Regions from separate parts of the Homo sapiens genome. Here region 1 is linked to region 2. Evidence: chromatin loops called from intact Hi-C (ENCODE). Cell type or tissue: adrenal gland. All regions are shown on one strand. Links, peaks and the distances in the headings refer to the core of each region. The heading gives the core; the rest is flanking DNA. Region 1 overlaps VAPA (VAMP associated protein A). Region 2 has its middle 15 kb from the start of TXNDC2.

Region 1 (8,347 bases), core at 237-8,236, 56 kb before region 2:
CTTCTTCATTCCCTGTATTTCACAAAATTTCTACCATAAACATGTATGATTTCTATCAAAAAAGTACTATGAAACTTTGGATCTATGAACTTTACAACTGTATTTTTACAGTATGTTGTTAATACGTTGCTGAAAATAACAGAATTTCCCAGTTGTCTGCAAACCAGTGTCAATCTTCAAGTTCATTTTACTAGGCCAACTGCAAAAATCTCTACATCTGAAGACCCTACACCCTATGACATCAGTGCTTTTGCTTCACCTCAATTTTGTTTGTTCATTCATTCAATCCATTCATTCATTCACATATTTGTTAAGTGTTTATTATGCCATATGCTCTAGATACAAAGTTTTTAAGCTTTGGTTCTGCACCCAAACAACATAAAATTACAAAACAAAGAACCCAAAAGGCTGATCCATTTTGCTGAAGAAAAGCCTGAAGAAAAATTATGCAGATTAATTTAGACAACAAAATAAATACCTGTTAATTTGGAGGAAGAACATAAAAACATGTTCCAGTTGGGAACAATAACCACAGTTCTAAGTATTCCAAAAGTAATTTTAAATCGTTCTAAAAACAATTCGTTTAAAGTTATGTATTTTTTAAAAAAGCTAGAAGGCTGGAATCAAAGACAACTATTATAAAGGCTCTCTTTTCTTTATTTCAATCTTAAGAATAAGCATGTCTTTTAAAATTTTACAAAGTCATTAAAAGACACTTATTTCAAGCCCTAAGAAGCAAAATGATTTTATGCTATGCTTAAAGTTTGTTAGTAGTAAAATATTTTCTAATAAATAAAAATTTGGAACTAGGATGAGAGGAAGGAGATAAAAATGAGTGAAAATTAGAAGCAAGCATAGAAAGGCAGAGAACCAGTTATAGAAAAGAAAGCATTTTAATATAACTAACAGGTCTGCATTTTTTTTTTAAAAAAAAAGCATACATATGACAAAGTATGATCTTCTGAACTGCTTGTTTCATTATATGGTCAAACTAATCATTCCATTTACAACATACAACCCTTGCTGCTTCTTCAACCCCAAGAGCTTCCATTATCTTTTTGAAAAGCATCTGATTAAAAACTCCACCATAAAACTAGTATGAGAGTAAAGACGAAAACTCCAATGTGTCCATTTCACTACATGAATCCACAAAATGGCTGGCTGGAGATACGTTTTGAACTGATAAAACTAGAAGTCTTAAAGGCAAATTCCATTTCTTAACATTCTCAAACCCATAATTACTACAAACGCTTAAAAATGTAAAATGTTATAGGACTATTTTGACTAGGACTTTAACATTAGTAGCAATCACAGATTAAAATAAAGATCCAATTTCTTAGTAACATGACAAAAAGACATGTCACAAAATTTTAATTTTGAACAATCCTAATCCATAGTGAATGCCTAATTATTTTAATTACATATTTATGTATTTTCATAACATAATTATGTAAGTTTTTAGAATTAAATGTTTTATTAATTTAATTCTCCCCAATTTTAAAAAGTACCAATTATCCAAACTAAGGTAAAATAATTTTTTAAACTGATTTTTAAAATGACTGTGGGTCAGTTTTCATCAACAAACTCTACAAGAGTTGTACGAATTCTGAAATAGTATTTACATTTCACGATACTGCCCACCAGGGATTATAAATTGTCAATACAGATAGTGGGCTTTCTAGACATAAAAATATAAATTATCTAAAGATGATGATAATATATCAAAAGAAATACACCTCACCCATTCAAAACTAAATTCTTAACAGGACATGTTAACTTGCGAGTAAAACGTAGAATTATCTATAATAAACCCACTTAACTACTGAATTTGAGATTTTCTGCTCCATTGTATCCCTCTAGCCTCTCAATGAGGGTTGCTCCCAGCAGATAGCTAAGAGTTTGAGCCCCTTTCCTAGTTTAAAATAGAAAATTATCAAGTACTGATGACCATTAGCAAAGGAATAACCAGATTTAATAGCTTAAAAAAGTCACGGAAAGAAATATCTGGTCCACTTTTGTGAGTCACAGAATCCTTTAAGAACCTGACGAAAGCCATATCCCACCTCATAAAAACATACATAGGTAAATATTCAAAAACATTTTACATTGACTTTTATGGAAGGTAAAATGAGTTGGAGAGCTGAGTTCAGGGATGGAGGGGTTGTATCATGTACCCCCACCCCGCCAGGAGCTGCTGATTAAAAGGCCTGATGAAGAAATCTACCTTAAGATCTTCAAAAAAGAGAAGTTATATTCTTTACTGAAAGTGCTACAAACATAACCCTTTAGGTGGTAACTGCTCCTTTCATTAGGAGCAGGGGGTGGGGGCAGGAAACAGGACGGTAGACATTCTGCAATGCAGACCCACACAATGAAGTACTATGTTCCCATTGCACCGAATTTTCAAATACTCCTCCAGAAATTCATATTGGTGAAAAACCTCTTTTCCAAGTATTCATCTATTACGTGAACAGGAAAAATGTGTACTCTTTTCTTCAAAATGTTAAAAGGTGAGTTCACTATTACTGAAGACTATTCTAACAATAGCAATGCCACTCATCATACCTGAATCACCAATACAACACATCTGAATTAGTCAGCAGGCATCTGTAGGTAACACATTCACATGAATCTACCTATATTCACATGAATCTACCTATATGCCCTAAAACGGCATATTCTTATTTTGCCCTTTTAACAATGTTAAGAAAACTGTCAGTACTACTCGGATAACTCTTATTTCTCTTAAATCCAAACTTACTCACCTTAAGTAGATACAAACATCTGACTACTGTACCTACAAACTTAAGTAGGGTACAAGTATCTGACTACTTCATTATGTCTTCTAGTGTAGTCACGCCCAAACATTTACACTTAAAATGAGCATTCCATTATAAAATTACTTCCTTTTTTTCCCCTTATGTTATAGCTAGGGCAAATATATTTTAACATTTTTAATTACATATGTTGGTCATTTTATATATGCATTTCATTTCAGGATAGCAATAGCATTACAAAATATAAAAATGAGTTATGAAGTTAGAGTTAAGAACCCCTGAATTAAACCAATAATCTGCTTCACTAATTGAAAATGTATCCTTTGTAAGCCTTAGGTGATTAAACCATCAAGAGAAACAAGTGGCCACCATAAAAGTCAGGATAATGGTTAATCCTGCAGTGGAAGTAACTGGGAGAGGGTAAAAGGAGCACTTTGCCGAATGCTAGCCAAGTTCTATTTCTAACCCTGGAGGTGATTATATGAGTATTTAACTTTTGATAATTCCTTGAACTGTATATATCTTTTATTTACGAAAAACAATAAAAATGTTTTTTCAGAAAAACTGATCCTTGAAATAACCTTGAAAAATTGAAAAAACAGTGAAAAGCAGTTTTGATGACAAAGTGAACATCTGATGCAATTTATGTAATAAATAGGTTTAGAGGATTTCTAAAACTTAATCCCTATAAATCAGGGAAATCCTATCATTTGCCCAATATGAATGCTTAGTTTAACATTTAGGAAACAATTTTTTAACTAGTCCATTTTAATCAAAAGTATTGATAGAAACTTATATTAGAGATATGTCACTGTTTATAATGAACTATCCCATATGAAAAAAGAAAACTGCATACGTTACATTTATTTGCACTCTTATATTGAAAAAAATCTACAATTAAAATACTTCTACCTTTCAATTATGTGGCTGTTGTTCTTTGGAAGCCCTACCATTTCCTGCCACTAAGTATTCTGTCCCAACTCCTCTACAGCTGTCACTGCCATTAAGCCAAAATCCTACTCCTAGTCCCAAATTTTTACAATCAAACAGAAATGTAACACATACATAAATGTGGCCTTTGAGTAAAAAAGTCTGAACATAAGTTTTAAAAAAACTTAGAGCCTGACATGTCAAAAATATTAGAAAATTTTAAGGCAGCTCACCCAAAAGTCAGTCAAGTGAGACTGGCCTGCCTCCTTTGCCTAAAAACATTTTTCCAGCAGGAAATACCCTTTTTAGTCAGTCCATATGTGTAAAATTCAACCATTCAGAACAATGACTTCCTTTTAAATAGCGGGACCTTTATTCTCCAAACCACCCAGTCTTAAAAGGAATCCCACTAAGCTAAGAAGAGCTATCAAAAAAAAAAAAAAAGAACCACTGTAACAGTTCTTAAAAACTGTTATCATTCATCCATATTTTGATGTGAACTACTGATGACAAAGTTACCTTGAAAGGCTGAGTTGAGTTCAGCTGCAAAGAGAATCAATTGTGGAGGAGGGGAACAGCTAGCTTTTCCCCCAACATTTTATTATGAAAAATTTGACAAAGAAGTTGAGATAATTATATAAACACTCATACACTCATCACTCACATTCTACGATGAACATTTTGCTGTATTTACTTTGCAGCATATCTATCTGCCCTGTCCAGACATCCACTTAATTTTTGATGCACATCAAACTAAGCTGAAGACACCAATATAGTCACTCCTGAACATCTCAGTATGCATATCAACTTTAGTATTTGTTTTCTGTTAAGAGAATAAAATTTTAATATGGGATAAGCAGTAGTATATCACACAGAGCATTTCAGAAAACAGAAAACACTTCTAAAATGTAACTTAAGAATAAACAGACAATGCACATGAACATTAATTTATGAACTCTGTGACCCCCATTTAGGCTAGTTACTCAGAGGTGTGTTTAGGAGACAATTCTCCATGGGCCTCTAGCATTTCTGCACATCTTGCAAGAAGTAGTCCTGGGGGTTTTTACCCAGGCTATCTTTTCAAGAATGTATTAAATAGTGAACTGTCTTAGAAGACAACACCTCCCTTCTGAGGAGAGGGGCAGGTTTGTTCACTGACCAATATAATCAAGATAAGGTCTTCTACTGGAACAAAGGTCAGGTAGGTTTCTGTGCAGCCCACTATGAAAGATTCCGGTTCTCTAAGCTCAGGGTTTCTAGTTATGATGCAAACTCACTATGTGAGTAGCATCTACCCGAACACCTCTGTCACCTCCATGGAACTTGAGGAGGGCAAGGAAAACAACACAAATATAAAGCCCATTCCACTTGCAGTGCCATGAACAATGATGTCCACTGTCTAACTCAGGAAATCTCATGTCTTCTACCAACATCTACAAAACTGCAGCAGGCTAAATTTTCAGTCCCTTCACAGTTCTTGACAAGGTCTTTGTAAATTCTTAGCTATGCAGTGCAGACTAATGAGGAAGGCTGGGTGCTCTGCTCAAATACACAAACAATGTAGCCACAGCAATGCAGGTGATGACTACCTTCAATGTTTCTAACAGGTTTTAGCTAATTAAGTTGTATCACTGATTAAACTGTTTCCCAGTTACACAAGGGTTATGCTGCTGAGTATCTGTGGCATCATGTTAAGGTAATCATATATACAAAACATATATTAATACTATATAGTACACAGAATATCTACTAACGGAACAGCTAGCGTTTATTGGGCACTCATGTATCAATAACTTTGTATGAACTATGTTATTTAACCCTCACAAGTCCATGAAGTAGATACTTTCATTACATTTTAATATACCAAGTTTACAAATGATTCAACTTAGAAGGTAAACAGTAGTCCAAGGTCATATAACTCAAAGCAATGAAAGTGGGAAGTCAAACCAGGTCTGACTCTAGGGCCTGAACTCTCATAAATTTTGTACGTATAACCAAACGGTATTTATTTTCTAATTCATAAGTATTCCAGGTAGACTTCTGCCACAATAAAGCATGAAAGTGCAGTCAAATTAGCAATATATGAAAAAGATTTTTAAATTGATATTGTATTTCTCTTGGTCACACAGGTCAACACTGAACACTTCCTGAAATAAGTATCAAGCACTCAAAAAATATTTTACATTTTTACATCCAAGAAAGCCCTAAAACATTCTTATTACAAATTTTTTAAATGATGTCACTTGAATTTACCCTTACTGTATGTTTTTTTCAAACACATTTAAATATCAGACTTGATGTAAGCTCCATGAATAGGTCTTTGTTTCGTTAGCTGCTGTATCCCCAGCAACTAACACAATGCCTGGTGTAGTAGGTACTGAAGAAATATTTTTGTATAAATATTTTTGTACAAATAGAGTAATACTTTCTGGGAAAAAAAATGAGTCTTAGTTCTATTTTTAAAAACTTAGTCATTGAAGCACTAAAACATATCTCTTCATAAGATTTCACTAACATCATAAAAGTATGGATCCTGAGATTAATGGAAAAGCAAGACTGCACTATTTTATTTAAGCCTCTAAGGGCTTTAATTACTGAAATTGCCTCACTGTCCATATTATACAATCATATTATACAATTATACAAACATATTATACAATCATATTATACAATCAGTTTATCCATACTATACAATCAACAGTTTCAGAATGTATCATGAAAACTCTCCAAAATCCACTTAATATGGTCATGTAATCATTTTTTATAAACCAGTATTCCCATTCTGGGAGCCTAAAATTACAGTATGAAAAAGTTACCAACCGGAAGGGACCATGTCTTTTACTTCTTTTACACCATTTTCATACAGTGTAGTATTGTTCTGGTCGTATAAATACTCATCCATCACCTTTACATAAACACGTACCTAAATAAAAAATGAAAACACTTCTTTCCATTCTTTTGGCAGCCTTCTGGGGCAAGGGAGATGCTCATTTTTGTTACTGATGTTATACTATGACTTTAAAAAAAAAAAAAGCATAATGTAGTATGTTCAATCTGAGGCTTAACAGCTAAAACCATTACCTAGCTGATGGACCTTGGGTAAATCACTTCCCCTCTCTATCCCAGTCTAACCTGCTTCATTTTAGAATTTGTAGGCAAAATGATCTCTAAGGCTTCTCTCATGTCATGTGACATTGTGATTAACTTTACTTACCACCTTAAAGAACGTCTTCTACCCGGTGGTAAAGATGGGAGATAATTCAATCTTAAACCCATCACAGCTTTATTGACATTTCATCTTAAAAAACTACCTTAAACGTTTTAGGAGTGCTTTTTAAGGTATTCTGATGCATACACTGCTCAGTCTGACCTAAACAATCCTGGTGACATAATCTTGAAAACAAGGCAGAGAAAATAAACAATAGTCTTAACACAGAAGTGGAACACTTTGATTTGCAACATTTCATACCAATTTTATGTCCCTCCACTCTAAACTTCCAAAGAACAATAAGATGTACACATACGTAAATTATTTGTAAAAGAACAATGTTAGTGTTCAAGAATGAACGTGAAATTAGTGCATGCTACTTACTAATAATTTAACATCTTGATTAAAATAGAAACGAGCGGTCCACATCTAAAGTTTAAGTTTTTGGATTCTAGACAGGTAGGATGTAAAGAAATAGAAAAGAAGGTACATTTTCAGAGAACCTGAAACAAACTTTTTTTTTTATTATTTAGATCTAAAGTTTTTGCTAGGGGAAAATATAACATGAAAAAATGATCACAATAATCTTAACTAAAAACATACAAAATACAAATATATAATTATACACAGCATAGCTATAAAAAGTTTATCAAAATGTTAACAGAGGTTATTTTGTGAGATTGAGTAATTTTTATTGGCTTTATAATATCTCCCATCCAAGTACTAACCAGACCCTGCTAGCTTCCGAGATCAGACGAGATGGGGCGCGTTCAGGGTGGTATGGCCATAGACAGCTTTATAATATCTATACTTTTTCCATTTTCTAATTTAGCACTGATTTTATATAACAAGGGACTTTTAAACATGTACCCATAGTAGCTTAATTTGCTTATAAATCCTCTTACTTGTAAAATCCTGGAAGAAAAAACTGAAAAAATTCAGAACCACAGATTTTTTGGGGATCTGTTGTTAGTGAGGTTTTTCTCAGTGGGAACAGTACTCAGAAAACAAGACCAAGAGATTCTGGCCCTACAGGCTTTAAAAAGTAAAATTTTTTCACAGGAAAAACTAAACAGGAAACACTGTATGATTTAAAGGCACCCTATGTCTTTAAAGTATGACAGTCACTCCATGTCATATTATTCAAGAATTAAAATTATATACATATTCATATACACTTCACACATATACACACATACATGAAACATACAGCTACAAAAGAGCTGTCAAAACATAGGCCCATGAGAAATTTGTCAAGTTATACTATAAACATACGTTTAAAAGTCCTCTCATAGCAACAATTCTTTTTTAATTAACATCCCTACTTTTTAACGGTAATTCAATCTAATCATTTCCTTAAAATGCTAAAAGTTTAAAAGTCCTCTCATAGCAACAATTCTTTTTTAATTAACATCCCTACTTTTTAACGGTA
Region 2 (8,347 bases), core at 311-8,310:
GAATGGTTTCAGGATAGTTAACCTGTACCTCCACGGTTAGCAACTTTATCAACTGGAGCACAGTGCTTGTACATATAGTTCCTTTTATCTTTAGTTTTATAGTTTCCCGCATTTCCAAAGTTACTTAACATCAGCATTTCTTTCTCCTGACACCTTCAGTGAAGTTATATCACACATTTGTAATATAGTTAAAGTCATGCACCACATAATGGCATTTGGTCAGTGATGGACTGCACATACAACAGTGGTCCCATAAGATTATAACAGAACTGAAAAATTCCTATTAGCTAGTGGCATCATGGCTGCCCTAATGTCATGGCAAAATTATTTTTAAAATAAATTTAGTGTAGACTAAAGGTACAGTGTTTATAAAGTACACAATAATGTACAGGCATGTCTCAGGCTTTTACATTCACCGCTCACTCACTGACTCACCCAGAGCAACTTCCTATGTACAGAAAGTGCCCTATGAAGATGTACCATTTTAACTTTTTTTGTTTTTGAGATGGAGTTTCGCTCTTGGCATCCAGGCTGGAGTGCAACGGCACGATCTCGGCTCACTGCAACCTTCACCTCCCAGGTTCAAGTGATTCTTCTGCCTCAGCCTCCCAAGTAGCTGGGATTACAGGCACCCACCGTCACACCCAGCTATTTTTGTATTTTTAGTAGAGACGGAGTTTTACCATGTTGGCCAGGCTGGTCTTGAACTCCTGACCTCAGGTGATCTGCCAGCCTCTGCCTCCCAAAGTGCTGGGATTACAGGCGTGAGCCACCACGCCCGGCCATTTCAATCTTTTATAGCATATTTTTACTGCATCTTTTCTATGTTTAGGTATGGATTAGGCACACAAATACCATCAAGTTATAATTGCCTACAGTATTCAGTATGGTAACATGCTCTAGGGGTTTATAGCCTAGGAGCAATAGGCTGTACTATCTACGTTTGTTTAATTTCACTCTATGATGTTCACACTATGATGAAACCACCTAATGACACATTTTTCAGAATGTATCCCTGTCATTAAGTGATGCATGACTGTATATTCTTTTTTGTTTTCTTTTTTTGAGACAGGGTCTCACTTTGTTGCCCAGTCTGGAGTGCAGTGGTGTGAACACAGGCTCACTGTAGCCTCAACCTCCCAAGCTCAAGCAATCCTGCCACCTCAGTCCCCCAAGTAGCTGGGACTACAGTTGTGCACCACAATGCCTGGCTAATTGTTGTATTTTTTTTGTAGAGACAGGGTATCGCTATGCTACCCAGGCTATGACTGTATATTCTTTTGTCACAATCTTCATTTCATCCTAGAACCCTGTTCTGTCGGTCGTTTTTTTCAAATTTGCATATATTATTTTGTGCTGTGGAGTCCTTTGGGTTTTGACAAATGGATGGGTTTTTTTTTGTTTGTTTGTTTTTTGTTTTTTGTGGGTTTTTTTTTTTTTTGACGGAATTTCACTCCTGTTGCCCAGGCTGGAGTACAATGTCACTATCTTGGCTCACTCTAACCTCCGCCTCCTGGGTTCAAGTGATTCTCCTGCCTCAGCCTCTTGAGCAGCTGGGATTACAGGCATCTGCCACCACGCCCAGCTAATTTTTTGTATTTTTAGTAGAGATGGGGTTTCACCATGTTGGCCAGGTTGGTCTCAAACTCCTGACCTCGTGATCCGCCCACCTTGGCCTCCCAAAGTGCTGGGATTACAGGCATGAGCCACTGCTCCCAGCCAATAGATGGTATTATTAACCACCACTACAGTACCATACAGAATAGTTTCATAGCCCTAAAAAAATATGTGCTTCACCTAGTCAGCCCTCATCCTTCTGCAAACCCACAGCAACCACTGATTTGCTCATTGTCTCTATAGTTTTGTCTTTCCAGAATGTCACAAAATGGAATAATATAGTATGCAACCTTCTCAGACTGACTTCTTTCTCTTAGCAATACGCATTTATGGCATTCCCATGTTGTTTTGTTTATTGTTTATTTCATCACTGAATAAAAAATTATAAACTTTAGTTAAACTCTGAAAAGCAGATCCTAAGACAAAAATTTGAGTGCAAGTAGTTTATTTGGGAGATAATCCCAGGAGACACTGGAGGGGGAGTTGGAAGGTGATCAAGTCAGTTGCCACTGTGTACAACTGAAGCTCACACCAAAGGCAAGCTGGGAGGGAGTAATGCCAACTCTCTAGACTTCATTGGAACATTTTGTCTAGGGGCAGTAAGCCTGGCACCTCTGCTTGCCCTAGGCACAGGCCCTGCATGTCCCCACAACCACCCTGAAAGCATCACAGGTGTTTGCAGTGAGCAGTCATCTGAGAATAGAGGCCAGTGCTAAGAAATTGTGCTTGGAGAGGGTACCTGCAATGTCTATTACAAGAGGTGAGCAGTATTAGCAGAAGAAAGATTTCTCTTCTAGATTCCACTCTAAAGAGTCTGAAAATCTAACTGAGGATCCATGGGTACCCTGCCAAGATAGAGCTGTGAGCAGTGGTCCTACTCTGACCACTTCTGACTTTCTAGTGTAATGTTTAAAGCTCTTTGGTGTAAGTATTTACTGAAAAATTCCATGTGGAGCTGCTTCGGTAAGATTCAGGGTAGGTGTAAGTTTGTTGATGTTTTAATACAAATATGCCACTAAAAATATTTATCAAATGCACCATAGTTCATGGTGTAAAGACGTTGCTGTCTGCTTGCTGTTCTTTGAATCTACCAACGCCCACCTTCTAAAGAAGCCAGACAAGTGAGCAGACTACTATAGGCTACATCTGCCTTCAGAACGAATGGAGCCACAGTGGGGTGGAGCAGGTAGAAAGAAGCAAAGCAGCAGGCCCCCAGTAATCATCTTTTAGTGTATTGTAGCTTCGACGTTCAGACAATGTTTAGATGTTCAGACAGATGGTCAATACCTTCCTTCCTGGGAAGGGTCCAAGCTCATTCTCACCGTAAGCAAATGTGGCATTCAGTGGGCCCTTAATGCATGAATGAATAAAGGCATGGATGGATTACAGCTTGTATAATGGAAAACAGTTGAAGAAGGTTTATACTAAAACACTTAATTTAAAAAATATTTTTGCTGAAATGATCTTTATGAACATCTGGCAGACCACCATCTCCACCTTAGCCTCTGAGTAAAGAAAAAGGAGAATCACTATATATTGTATGTATCAAAACATCACTATGTACCCCATAAATCTGTGCAATTATTATGCGTTAATTTTAAGAAATAAAGGAAATTGGAGAGAGGTGAAAGACACTATTCCCATGTTTCCAATACATCCAAAGTTTAAAATCATAATATTGAAAAACAAATGTTTAAACCAAAAAAAGGGTAAAATGTCACAGATTAACACAGTCCCGTCAGCACCATGCATTTCATGAAATGATGTTATATGGTACAAATCTCTCTTTCCCAGTCCAAATATAGGCTTCTTGAGGGTAAGATATGCCTTGGTATCTGCAGTCTTTACAGCGCAGTGTGGAATAACCCAGACACTCAATGAAAACTTGCACGATAGGATCAAAGTGCCCATATCTTGTGAGTTTCTCTTTTTTGACTCACGAAGGTCATCACAATTAACTTCCTGGTCTCCTGCTACAACACTGAGTGTAGAGAAGAAAAATGACATTTTAATACTAGACTCATGATGTTTAGTGCAAAAAATGCACTGTCTCTGGTGAACACGATTTGACCCTAACTTATAGGCTAACCTGCTGCCCCCAATTCTATGGTGACTCTGATTCCTCCTGGGGAGATCCAGGAAAGCCTCCTAAAATTGCTTCCCAGCCTCCGACGCAGGGTGGTATATTGCCAGGCAGAGAGGAGCAAAGATGGATGGCCTTCCAGTTAGGAGAAAGCAACCAGGGTGTGATGTGGGCAGGAGCAGGGACCCTGGGCAGCGATGGGGCCAGGATGGAGGCTGGGCTAAATGAAAGGGGCATTTCACCACAGGTTACAGAGTTGCAATTTTACTTAATTTGCAATAAGAGACTCACAGAAAGTTTTCAGGAAATGATACGATTTGCTGTGTACCTACATCACTCACTGCTAGCATATTCTATGCTAGCTCTGAGAGCCAAAGATAACAATCAAAGAGATCTACTGAGAAACTATCACTATAATCAAGATAGAACATATCAAAAGCCTATGCTAGGACAGTGGAAAGAAGGAAAAAAGGTTTGAGAAACTCAGAAATAGAATTTCCATGGTTTGGTCAGTGCTTGAAAGGAGCTGAAACTGGCTCTCAAATTTGAAGCCTGAGCCTCTGAGAGAATGAATGCAGCGCAGGAATGGCATTGTTAACAAGGTGCAACACTATTTGCATGCAAGAGGGGACTTCAGTACACCCATTCCGCAGCTGGAAATCAAGCTCTGATCTCTGGAAAGCAGTCAGGCTAGACAACAGTGTAGAAGCCAGACACCCAGAGGCAATAGTTGAAGCCATAAAGTTGGATGAAATCAGAAGGAAGGTGTACTGAGGAGAAATAGGAACACACGTTTGCAGGAAGTACCTGCATTTAAGCTCTAAGAAGAGCCAGCAAAGGAAAATGAAAAGGGCAGTAAAAGAAGTGCAGAAACCACAGAACCAGCTTCTGGGCTGGAGAAGGAGGGTCCAGGAGGGAGAGAGGGGCCCACAGCTTCACCTGCCCTCTGAGAGTGGAGAGTGGAAAGAGGGGATAGGCTTTGAAAGTGCAGAGCTGGGGGAGGGACTGAATTCAGGCGAGCAGTGACTAGATGATCAAGTGAGTACATCATGATTCTCATTTAAGAATTTCTTTAGTGAGAAGGGAAGAGAGGGTGGCTTGGAGGAGGAAAAAAAGACAGCTGATCAAAACTAGAGAAGATTTATGCATATAGGTAGGTTGATGGGAGGGGTAAAACAGTGCATGGGTGATTTTAAGATGAAAATAAAAACAAATAAGCAAAAAGCTTGGGGCGTGCCTTAGCAATGAGAGAAAAAGCACGCACACATCCAGAGAGAAGTGAAGTGAAGGAGAACCGAGAAAGCTGCCACCTATGGTCTGCCAGGCCCACCTGGGGACACCAGTTTGGGCACTGGGTTCTCAGAAGCTAATTCAGGGCATCGGGCCCTACAAAGTCAAGATGGCTGGACCTTGATGCATGAGTCATTTCAAAAAAGCCGGTTAAGAACTTCACTGAGGGTTGAGTAATGGTTTCAACATCAAGGTCAGGGACACAGAAAAGATAAATGAAGCTGCCCAAACGGTAGGGTCAAGGAGAGTCACCCCAGCAGTTTTGGATCAGACCTTCCCATCAAAGCAGCAAGTCTCCTTTAATTGGGTGATTCAGCATTTCCAGCCTGAGCTGGTTAACCCTTAACTCCCCTGTCAAAACTTCCTCTTGAGATGCAACAATGGGTTTTGGAATAGGACATAGGACGGACCTCCGCATGAATGCACTTGCCCTCCTTATGTCCCTTAAGCTCTCCATGCTCCTTCTGTAAAAGGAGAACAATTTCACATCTATCTCAGATTTGTTTTGCGGATAAAATGAGATACAGTTTGAAAGTAGCTCCTGGGAAATTTTCATTAATCATGGATCTCCTTTTCTTCATTCTTTTATTATGTGCAGCACTTATAATGAGAGGAAAGAAAGGAGAAAACAGTAGTAGCTGATCTTTGACTTTTGTCTCTCTTGATCAGAAAGTCTTGGGTAATTTACTTAACCTTCTGTGTCTGGGTTTCCTCACTTGTAAAGTGGAGATAATAGTGTCTGCCTCATAAAGGCTGTTGTAAAGATAAAAAGAGATAATATGATGTAAAGCCCCTAGAACTGTGTCTGGCACATAGCAAGCCCCTGTATTCATGTTGGCTGTTACTGTTTTTGAGCGCTTGCTTGGTGCCAGGGCCATAACAATTCTTCTGTAGCATAAACCCCATGGCTCCACTTGGGAGGCACCATGAGTGTGTCACCTTCCATGTGAATAGCATTCCCAAGAGCTGCCTGGGGCTCCCCGTGTGAAAGCCTCATCACACACACCCTCTCACTCGGTCCTCAGGACACACCTGAGGGTAAATACCACACGCTGACAATACTTTATACTCTGGGGGCAGATGTTTTCAGAACTCAGAACTTTGGATTTTACAAAGTAACATAGTATATCTATCACAGAACATTCCAGCAGTCAGCGGGAGGATCCTATCATGAAACACAGTAGTATTTCTGCAGCTAGATATACAAATACTCACTCCTGGTTGGATAAATAACTATTATAAAGAGCATCACGTCAGTTCAGGTTTGGTCCTGCTGCCAAATGAGTCCATGTCAAACTCAGGAAAAAAAAAATCTGTTTACAAAGCTTTTGGATTCTAGAAGTGTGTATGTGTGTGCATATGAATTACTACCTGCATTTTGCATATGAGGAAACTGAGGCTTAGAGGGACCAATCTGCCAACGGTCTCACTGCCAGCAGATTACAGAGCTGGGAGTCAGACATGAGTGGTCTGACTCCAGATGTCTTAATCTGCACACTGCATTGCCTCCCAATAAAAGAAAAAGGAACAGAACAAAAAAGAATACAGCAACTAAAAACCACAATGAGATAACATCTCACGCCAGTCAGAATGGTGGTTATTCAAAAGTCAGGAAACAATAGATGCTGGCGAGGCTGTGGAGAAATAGGAATGCTTTTACACTGTTGGCGAGAGTGTAAATTAGTTCAACCATTGTGGAAGACAGTGGGACGATTCCTCAAGGATCTAGAACCAGAAATACCATTTGACTCAGCAATCCCATTGCTGAGTATATACCAAAAGGATTATAAATCATTCTACTATAAAGACACACCCACACACCTATGTTTATTGCAGCACTATTTACAATAGCAAAGACTTGGAACCAACCCAAATGCGGCCGGGCGCGGTGGCCCACGCCTGTAATCCCAGCACTTTGGGAGGCCGAGGTGGGCGGATCAGGAAGTCAGGAGATCGAGACAATCCTGGCTAGCGCAGTGAAACCCCGTCTCTACTAAAAATGCAAAAAAAATTAGCCAGGCATGGGGGTGGGTGCCTGTAGTCCCAGCTGCTTGGGAGGCTGAGGCAGGAGAATGGTGTGAGCCCGGGAGGCGGAGCTTGCAGTGAGCTGAGATCGTGCCACTGCACTCCAGCCTGGGCGACAGAGCGAGACTCTGTCTAAAAAAAAAAAAAAGAAAAAAGAAAATGTGGCACATACACACCATGGACTACTATGCAGCCATAAAAAAGAATGAGTTCATGTCCTTTTCAGGGACGTGGATGAAGCTGGAAGCCGTCATTCTCAGCAAACTAACACAGGAACAGAAAATCAAACACTGCATGTTCTCACTCATGAGTGGAAGTTGAACGATGAGAACACATAGACCAGGGAGGGGTACAACACACACTGGGGCCTGTTTTGTGGGGTGGGGGGAAAGGGGAGGGTCAGCATTAGGACAAATACCTAGTGAATGCGAGGCTTAAAACCTAGATGATGGGTTGATAGATGCAGCAAACCACCATGGCACATGTACACCTATGTAACAAACCTGCACATCCTGCACATGTGTCCTGGAACTTAAAGTATAAAAAAAAAAAAAAAAAGAAAGAAAGAAAAGAAAAGAAAAAAAAAGAACGTAGCAACTAAGAGGACAGGGAAAAAGAATGCTTCTCAGCTTCAGGGCAAAGGCTGAAGCCTAGGACATCATCATAGCCACTCAGTTCCCTGTCCTAAGTGTCTTGCAAACAATGATTTCACTTCACGTTGACATTAACCCTGTGATGTGGATACTATTCCCATTTTATAAGAGGTAACTGAGGTTCAGAGAAACCAAGTAACTTGCTCAGAATCATTTGATGAGTAAGGGGTGGGGCTGACTCCCCAGTCCCTGGTTCCTACCCATGTGGTCAGAGTGCCTCCTCCAGTCACGCTGCCCTGTCTGTAGTTGAATGAACTCCTCATTCTTGCCATTCTCAGTTGTCTTGTCTTTTCCCTTCTCTTCGTTCTCTCCTTTGTAAGCTTGGTAATTGCAGAAATCTCATGGAGCATGAAAAACTAGTTCACCAGCTGACTCATAGTAGCACTCAATAAACACTTGTTGGAATGATGGACGGATGGACAATTTTACAAAGATAGGTGATAAGGTGCTTACCCAGGAACTCATGAATTTTCTGTCCTCCAATACACCCTCCCCCATTGCCAGATGTGTAGAAGGTTAGACCAGAATGATCCCACATCCCAGTATGCTCAGAACTACCCTTTACTCTTGCTGTCCCAGCAGCCCTTTCACTCTCTAAAGTGCCCCAGACTAGGGGAAGAGTCTGGAACTAAACAGAAGATTCAGGAACCTAAAAGGGCAAGCCTGGGTGAAGTTGCTG

The links. Hi-C counts contacts between places; a loop is a spot of excess contacts. Peaks named below come from ENCODE experiments on the same cell type or tissue, not always from the same donor. Only the 100,000 strongest peaks of a DNase experiment are listed, where the experiment ranks them.
Region 1: a loop joins it to region 2, with 2.2 times the contacts of the local background. A loop is called at or near these places in 14 of 110 quality-filtered maps.

The regions. Positions count from the first base shown.
Region 1 is chr18:9,923,279-9,931,625 of GRCh38, reverse strand. All of the region lies in intron 1 of VAPA (VAMP associated protein A), which reads right to left. It also overlaps the pseudogene RNA5SP450. Among named protein-coding and RNA genes, the nearest start is that of VAPA, 13 kb to the right of the region's middle. RefSeq lists a silencer at 4,820-5,114. In adrenal gland, for the core only: a CTCF peak has its summit at 3,783; no DNase peak of the experiment used is centred there; H3K4me3 peaks cover 2,647 bases; H3K27ac peaks cover 2,227 bases.
Region 2 is chr18:9,866,892-9,875,238 of GRCh38, reverse strand. No RefSeq gene overlaps it. Among named protein-coding and RNA genes, the nearest start is that of TXNDC2, 15 kb to the left of the region's middle. RefSeq lists an enhancer at 5,053-5,212 and a cis regulatory region at 4,919-5,521. In adrenal gland, for the core only: no CTCF peak of the experiment used is centred there; DNase peaks (open chromatin) are centred at 4,612, 5,063 and 5,275; H3K27ac peaks cover 3,643 bases.